Linked DNA regions of Homo sapiens: region 2 is linked to region 1. The links are chromatin contacts, found by Hi-C or POLR2A ChIA-PET in ENCODE. All regions are on one chromosome and are shown on one strand. Each heading gives the region's core, a stretch centred on a gene start or an enhancer-like site at or near the end of the contact. The rest is flanking DNA. Distances are from core to core; before and after follow the strand shown. Region 1 has its middle 5.9 kb from the start of LINC01656. Region 2 has its middle 17 kb from the start of PRR5.

What was found. A loop is a pair of places that touch in the nucleus more often than their neighbours do. ChIA-PET counts read pairs that join two places held with the same protein, here RNA polymerase II (POLR2A). Pooled maps may share reads with other maps.
Region 2: a loop to region 1 is called in a pooled map, with 3 times the contacts of the local background. The contact joins two enhancer-like sites. A Hi-C loop is called at or near these places in 1 of 37 single-sample maps with no recorded cell type and 6 of 50 pooled maps. POLR2A ChIA-PET finds 5 or more read pairs at or near these places in 2 of 52 experiments (Panc1 and naive thymus-derived CD4-positive, alpha-beta T cell).

The regions. Positions count from the first base shown.
Region 1 is chr22:44,447,412-44,451,080 of GRCh38, forward strand. No RefSeq gene overlaps it. Among named protein-coding and RNA genes, the nearest start is that of LINC01656, 5.9 kb to the left of the region's middle. RefSeq lists enhancers at 593-1,256, 1,436-2,635, 2,104-2,243. Within about 2 kb of position 2,105, at least 6 of the 41 ENCODE cell types and tissues checked have a DNase peak (open chromatin) inside an H3K27ac peak, as active enhancers do.
Region 2 is chr22:44,683,325-44,686,993 of GRCh38, forward strand. It overlaps a transcript of PRR5 not described here. Among named protein-coding and RNA genes, the nearest start is that of PRR5, 17 kb to the right of the region's middle. RefSeq lists enhancers at 787-1,326, 2,303-2,622, 2,503-3,003. Within about 2 kb of position 1,612, at least 9 of the 41 ENCODE cell types and tissues checked have a DNase peak (open chromatin) inside an H3K27ac peak, as active enhancers do.

The sequences.
Region 1 (3,669 bases), core at 855-3,354:
CCTCCCTAGTAGCTGCGATTATAGGCGCACACCACCACACAGGGCTAATTTTTGTATTTTTAGTAGAGACGGGGTTTCACTATGTTGGCCAGACGGGTCTCAAACTCCTGACCTTGTGATCCACCCGCCTCAGCCTCCCAAAGTGCTGGGATTACAGGCGTGAGCCTCCGCGCCCGGCCCCTTCAACATTTTTTAGAGAATCTCCTGCCCATGTACACCAGGAGACACATCCCAGATGTTTCTGGGAGCACTGTTTGTAACAGTAAAACAAACACAATGAAACTTTTTTTTGTTTTTGAGATGGAGTCTCGCTCTGTCGCCCAGGCTGGAGTGCAGTGGCGCAATCTCGGCTCACTGCAAGCTCCACCTCCCGGGTTCACGCCATTCTCCTGCCTCAGCCTCCCCAGTAGCTGGGACTACAGGTGCCCGCCACCACACCTGGCTAAAGTTTTTGTATTTTTAGTAGAGACGGGGTTTCACTGTGTTAGCCAGGATGGTCTCGATCTCCTGACCTCGTGATCTGCCCACCTCGGCCTCCCAAAGTGCTGGGATTACAGGCATGAGCCACCGTGGCCAGCCACACTTTTTTAAAAAAAGAAAAGAAAAAAAAGAGGGAAGGGAAGGGAAGGGGAGGGGAGGGGAGGGGAGGGGAGGGGAGGGGAGGAAAAAGAAAAGAATGTTTTCACAGCAGAGGTGTCTAGTCCTGGGAGGGGCTGGTTTGCAAGGGAGTGAGCCCCCCCATCACTGGTGGGAAGGTGAGTTGAGACTGATGACTACTTGTGAGGACGCTGTGCTCTGAGGTCTCATTTGTGCTAAGGTTCCGATAGCTGGCCGGGTACAGGGTCCCTGTCTGATATAACTCCTGAGACCCTGGCTTTGGACCAGGCACAGGGGCCATGCTCCGTGGACATCTGAATGAATGAAAAAAATGAATGAACAAAGTGGTTGCAGGCACCGTACTTCACCGCCCATGCAGACAGCCCTGCCGTCCGGACTCCCAGGGAGCCCTGGCCTGCATTCTCGTCTCCCAGGCATTCTGACTCACACGTTCCCCAGGACATGGAGGGCGTCCAAGTCGTGTGGATGTGTGGCCCTGCAGACTGAGCTGGACTCCTTGAAGAAGAGGACACTGTTGCCCCTCCTCTGCACGCATGTGCCCTCCGCTCTGTTGGCTGGGGTGGAGATGGGGCATCCCCTCTCGGGGTAAGACAGGCCTGGGGGCTGTTGCTGCCAGAGCCACGTCTTTGGCTAATGATTCATACTCTCTGAGCCGAAATCTCATTATTTGCATAATGGAGAAAGGAATACCTCCCCAGAGGGCTGTTGTGGGAACCAGGTGCAATTTTATGGATAAGACAGTTCTATGTAAATGTCAAGGCTGGACCCAGCTGGGGAGTTATGAAGCCCTGCAGGATGGCAAAAGCTGTTTCAAAAAGGCTGCCACGTGTTATCCTACTTAATTCTCAGCACAGCCCAATAACCTAAGTAGGACTGTGATCCCCACGCTACAGAAGTGTAGAATGAGGTTCAAAGAGGTCAGGAACCCAAGCCACACAGGGGCGTGGGACAGCCTCCATACAAAGTCAGGCCAGAGCCTCGCAGGGACCCGTAGTACCGACTGTGTTTGAGGGTCAGCCCCGTGCTTTCTGTTGCTCCAGTCTACCCGCCCCCTGACCTGTCAGCAATGCCTCTGAGAGACGGTGGGCAGAAGGGCAGTCATCCATGGATCCCCGAGCCAGGGCCCTTGCACATGACCTCAGATGAGAGGCCGATGGTGCCAAGGCCTTCTGAGTCAGGCTTGGGTTCAAATTCCTGCTCCACCACTGGGTGATGAAGTACAGGACCTCCTTCCCGCGTGGTTAGAGGGCACTCCGCACCCTGTCCATCCTGGTAAGTCACTTACTTTGGCCAATGGAATCAAGTGAATGCCATGTGACCAAAGGCCTTAAGAGTGCCCTTGAGGTTTGCACTCCGGTGATCGGCCCCGAGATCGGCTGGAGCAGCCTGGGCCAGGAGCTGACCCAGACCCGTCCCTGTCGACCGCACACAGGCCGAGGTTGAGTCACCCGGGCAAAGCCAGTTGGGATCAGCGGAACCACAGTCAACCTGCAGACCCGGAAAAGGGGAAATCACATGCCTGCTGTGCGTGCTGCCCAGGCCTGGGGTGTCTGTGAAACTGGCTTAGTTTGGAAATTCCTGACTCATTCTCTGAACTGCTGATTCATTCTCTGAGCTTCGGCATCTTTGTCTATTAAATGCTCCCTCCTTTCAGGGTTCCTGGAGCATGATCCGAATCAACCATGCTTCCTTTGAAACCCCAGGGTCGCCTGCAGAACAGATCTGCTACATGGGTGCATGTAGCCCCCCCACGCTGGAGGCTCTTTCTCTGCATGTCTGTCTCCCCTGAGGGACCAGGCCGTGCTCAAGGCAGGGCTGGATGGGCCCACATCCCTGCCCAGTGCCTGGCCCAGAGCCTGGCTTGGAGAAGGCGCCCAGGAAATGTCAGGTCCTTGCCACCAATAACCCTGCCTTTTAGGGCATTGTGTGGGGTCCGTCCATTGTTGAATCTGGAAGAACCCCCGGTGCTGTGGGGCCATCCCTCCTCCCTGAGCATGCGGGCACAGGTGCCAGGGCTGCCCATGCTGCATGAGGATTACAGGAATCCTGAAAGCAAAGGCTCGGCTTTGGGGTGGCTGTGGAGGGTGTGGCTTTAGCAGACTGGGAATCCTTTACATCCCAAACCCAGGACGCAAGCAAGGCTGGGTGTTCATAGCCTCAGCACACTGGGGCCTGGTGTCACCCTCAGCCCGGCCATCTACAGAGTCAGAATGCACCAGCCAGGGCAGCAGACAGAGCAAAAAAGACCAGGAAAGAGCCCATAAACTGGGGGTAGCATCCGGACCGTGGAACCGGCCGCCACCAGCATGAGTGGAATGGTCACCAAGAGCTATGAGGTCCCAGGGGGACTGCCTGGTCTGTTTCATCCCCTGCACACATCGCACATCAGGAAACTGAAGCTCAGGAAGGGCATGGCATGGCACATGTGAAGCCTCGGCTCAGCCAGCGACAGACTAGATGGGACAGGATCCACCAGGCTCACCCACAGGTTGATCAGTGTGCAGGGTCTCAGAGTCCAGTCTGAGCAGCCTTAGCTGGGACTGTCCATGCCATCCTGTCCAGCGGCCCCTCCCAAGTCCTGGAGGGAAGGCCACCTGCTCTGAGGGTGGGGTCGGGATGGTGACGGTGAGTCACAGTTGCCACCAGGCCAAAGAGACAGCCTCTATGTGGCCTTTCCCAGGCTGCGGGATGACAGGAGCCATGCCCTGGTGGCAACCGCTCCATGTCTGCAAGCTTCGAGATCGCCGTGCAATTCCAATCTGGGAAGGCCCCTTATAAGGAATTCCATTCTGGAAAGTCGCCGCCAAGCCAATCACTGAATCAAAAGGAGGAAGTCAACCTCTTCGGGTGGATTAAACCAAAGAGACATCCTGGGTACCTGTTATATGCTGGACACTCTTCTAGACTTGCTATTTAAACATGGATTCTTATGAGACAGGCATGATTATCCCCATTTTACTGATGAGAAAACTGAGTCCCAAAGAGGTGAAATAACTTGCCCAGGACGAAGTAGTAATATGAAAATGGAGATCTGTCCTGATTGTTCATTCA
Region 2 (3,669 bases), core at 362-2,861, 240 kb after region 1:
ACAGAGTTTGTAGTCGAGATAGCCACCCACCTTGAGGGCCACCTGGCAGCCCCAGCTCCTGAGGAAGAGGCTTCTTGCCTTGGCCCCCACCCCATCTGCCACCCACACCCAGAACCACAAGACAGAGGGCCCAGACCTAGGTTACTCAAAACCAGAAACTGCCGAGAAGATCTGAATGAGGAGCCCCCTTGGGGCCAGGGCCAGGTGGCTGGGCAAAGCCTTCCTCCCACGCCCAGCACCCCGAAGGAGGGCAGGGGCTGGGGGGAGCCAGCCAGGAGACTGTGTCCACCCTCCCAGGCCACCCTGCCTTAGGCCCCAACAAAGGGCAACTCATAGACCCTTGGGGACCTCTGAATCAGGTCCTCTGATTGGCCTCAGATCCAGTCCCTCTGGGGTCCCAAGCCCTGGCTGCAGAGTCACCCCCTCTCTCCTCCCCATGGCTCATTAGCTACATCCTAAGCCTCAGTCTCCCCATCAGTAAGATGAGAAGCCTACTCGCGAGCCACCCGGGGAATGGAAGCAGCTTCCACGGATGAACAACTGTGTCCACCCCTGTCATCCTTGATAGGGTTCATGGATGGCTGAAGAGGGGCCAGCCCAATCCTTTGTCAGAAGCCCTAGCCCAGGAACAGGGGCTGGGCCCCTCGCAGGGGTTGGTTTCATTGGCTTTGACTGCAGCGACAGGTAGGGTGTGTCCCCCGGACTGGGTGGGGGTGTCGAAACCAGGACTTCCAGAATTGATTGAGGGTCCAGGAGGGCCCGGGCCAGAGGGGTGGGCTGAGGAGGGGCCTGGGGCTTTTCAGTTAAACAAGCCACCTGTGGCCACCCCAGCCCCCACCCCAGTGCCCACAGAGCCTGAGCTGTGAGCCCAGTGAGGCCAGGAGCTGGAAGCCAGTCTGATCCAGCCTCGAGAGTGGTAGAAAATGTGCTGGTGATGGCCAGGCGCGGTGGCTTATACCTGTAATCCCGGCACTTTGGGAGGCCGAGGTAGGTGGATCACCTGAGGTCAGGAGTTCAAGACCAGCCTGGCCAACATGGTGAAACCCTGTCTCTACCAAAAAAAATACAAAAATTAGCTGGGCGTGGTGGCGGCAGCTGAGTAGTTCCAGCTACTCAGGAGGCTGAAGCAGGAAAATCACTTGAACCTGGGAGGTGGAGGTTGCAGTGAGCCGAGATCGCGCCATTGTACTCCAGCCTGGGCAACAGAGCGAGACTCAAAAGAAAATGTCCTGGGGATGATGGGGAAGGGGCAAAGAGCACTGGGGACCAGGGTCAGGATGCCTGAGGGTCACCTCCTACCCGCGGTCCAACTGCCTGTGCTGCCTGGTGTTGCCCAGCTTGCACCCGCCCCCAGCTCTCTGCCCAGGGCACTGTTGTGAGGTTAGGGGCAGACAGCGGGTGTGGGTGCAGAGCACAGGGCCGGGCTGATGTCAGCGTCCACAGTAGGGGAGCAGCCCCTTCCTGTCGCTCTGGTCTGTGCTCCACTTGGCCGTGCTGGGTGAGGTCATCCTTCCAGGCCCTGGTGAAATGTCATCTCTGGAGGCTCAGGCGTCCTCCCTCCTGGGGATTCTGGAGCCTCCCTTTACTGCCCTCTTGTGGCTCTCAGGGGAAGGGAAGTGGCAGCCCGGGACTCAGGGCCCGGCACGAAGTAGGCGCTCCTGGTGGCCGCTGGGGTTACTGACCGTGGGAAGCGTGTAGCTCCAGAGTCACAGCTGGGCTCTGATTTCAGCCCTTCCACTCACTCACCCTACAACCCGGGCAAGTCAGCTTTCCCTCGGAGCCTCTGGTTCCTCTTCTGAAAAATGTGGGTGGAAATTCTGGCCTGTAGGTCTGCCCCAGGTCGGAGGGTAGATGGGTACGCAGTGCCAGCACCCAGTAGGGCCTCCGTGAGTGAGCATGTGTCCTTTACCCCATGCACTGGGACAGTCCTGCTCTGCTGGTGACCCTACATATCCCACTCCTGTGCAAGGCCTCAGTCTCACCATCTGTAAAATGGACAGTGGAGACTAGAATGGACAGAGCAAGACCCCATCTCAAAACAAACAAACAAAAAACGATTTCTCCTCTGTCTGGAATAGAGCCATGTGTATTTAATCAGAAAAATGTTTTCCCTCCTCCACCCCAAATCTGTGGATGCTCCATAGAGAAGGGCCATGCTTATCCCTCAGTTTCTCCTTAAGGTGGGAGCCTTGCGCTTTCAGAGAAGCCAGTGAAAGCCACACCCCTCTCGCCAGTGAAAGCCACACCCCTCTCCCCAGTGAAAGCCACACCCTCTCCCCAGTGAAAGCCACACCCCTCTCCCCAGTGAAAGCCACAAGCTCTCCCCAGTGAAAGGCACACTCACAGCCACCGTGACTCTGCCAGGCGTGGGCTGTGGTGCCTGACACCCTCTCAGACATGCCCAGGCACATGCTGGAGTTGCTCAGAACTTCTACACAGAATCCCAAGCACCAAGGGTGGGGCTGGAATCAAAGCCGAGATACGTGATGCCCCTTCCGCCTAACTTTGTCCCCTTCTAACCCAGATAGTGCCCAGAAAGATGGTTCCACTTGCAGGCCCTGTGCCCAGGGCCCTGGCTTCCGTGGTACCATCCTTTCTCCCTGGGGGAGCACCGTGATGATGCCACACATCAGAAGTTCCCCTATTGGGGCCCGGCATGGTGGCTCACGTCTGTAATCCCAGCACTCTGGGAGGCCAAGGCAGGCAAATCCCCTGAGGTCAGGAGTGAGAGCAGGCTGGCCAACATGGTGAAACCCCGTTTCTACTAAAAGTACAAACATTAGCCAGGTGTGGTAACACACACCTGTAATCTCAGCTACTTGGAGGCTGAGGCACAAGAATCCTTGAACCCAGGAGAGAGAGGTTGCAGTGAGCTGAGATCGCACCACTGCACTCCAGCCTGGGCGACAGAGTGAGACTGTCTCAAAACAAAAAGAAAAGAAAAAGAAGTTCCCCTATTGGGCACCTGGCTTTCACAACATCTTGTTCTATTCTTGTGTTTTTGTTGTTGTTGTTGTTGTTGATTTTTTTGAGACAGGGACTCGCTCTGTCGCCCAGGCTGGGGTGCAGTGGCATTAACTCGGCTCACTGCAACGTGTGCCTCCCGGGATCAAAAGCTTCTCCTGCCTCAGCCTCCCGAGTAGCTGGGATTACAGGTATGTGCCACCACGCCTGGCTAATTTTTTTTATTTGTTTGTTTTGTTTTGAGATGGAGTCTCGCTCTGTCGCCCAGGCTAGAGTGCAGTGGCTCGATCTTGGCTCACTCACTGCAACCTCCACCTCCCAGCTTCAAGCGATTCTCCTGCCTCAGCCTCCTGAGTAGCTGGGATTACAGGTGTACACCACCACGCCCAGCTAATTTTTGTATTTTTAGTAGAGATGGGGTTTCACAATGTTGGTCAGGCTGGTCTTGAACTCCTGACTTCATGATCCGCCTGCCTTGGCCTCCCAAAGTAATTTTTGTATTTTTAATAGAGACTGGGTTTTGCCATGCTGGCCAGGCAGGTCTTGAACTCCTGATCTCATGATCTGCCCACCTCGACCTCCCAAAATGCTGGGATTACAGGCATGAACTACCACACCCGGCAAATACGATATTTGATTCCTTCTTTTACATCTTTAATTATGTGAGGCAAATTTAATTTTACAGTCTCCTCCAATGGTTTCTCG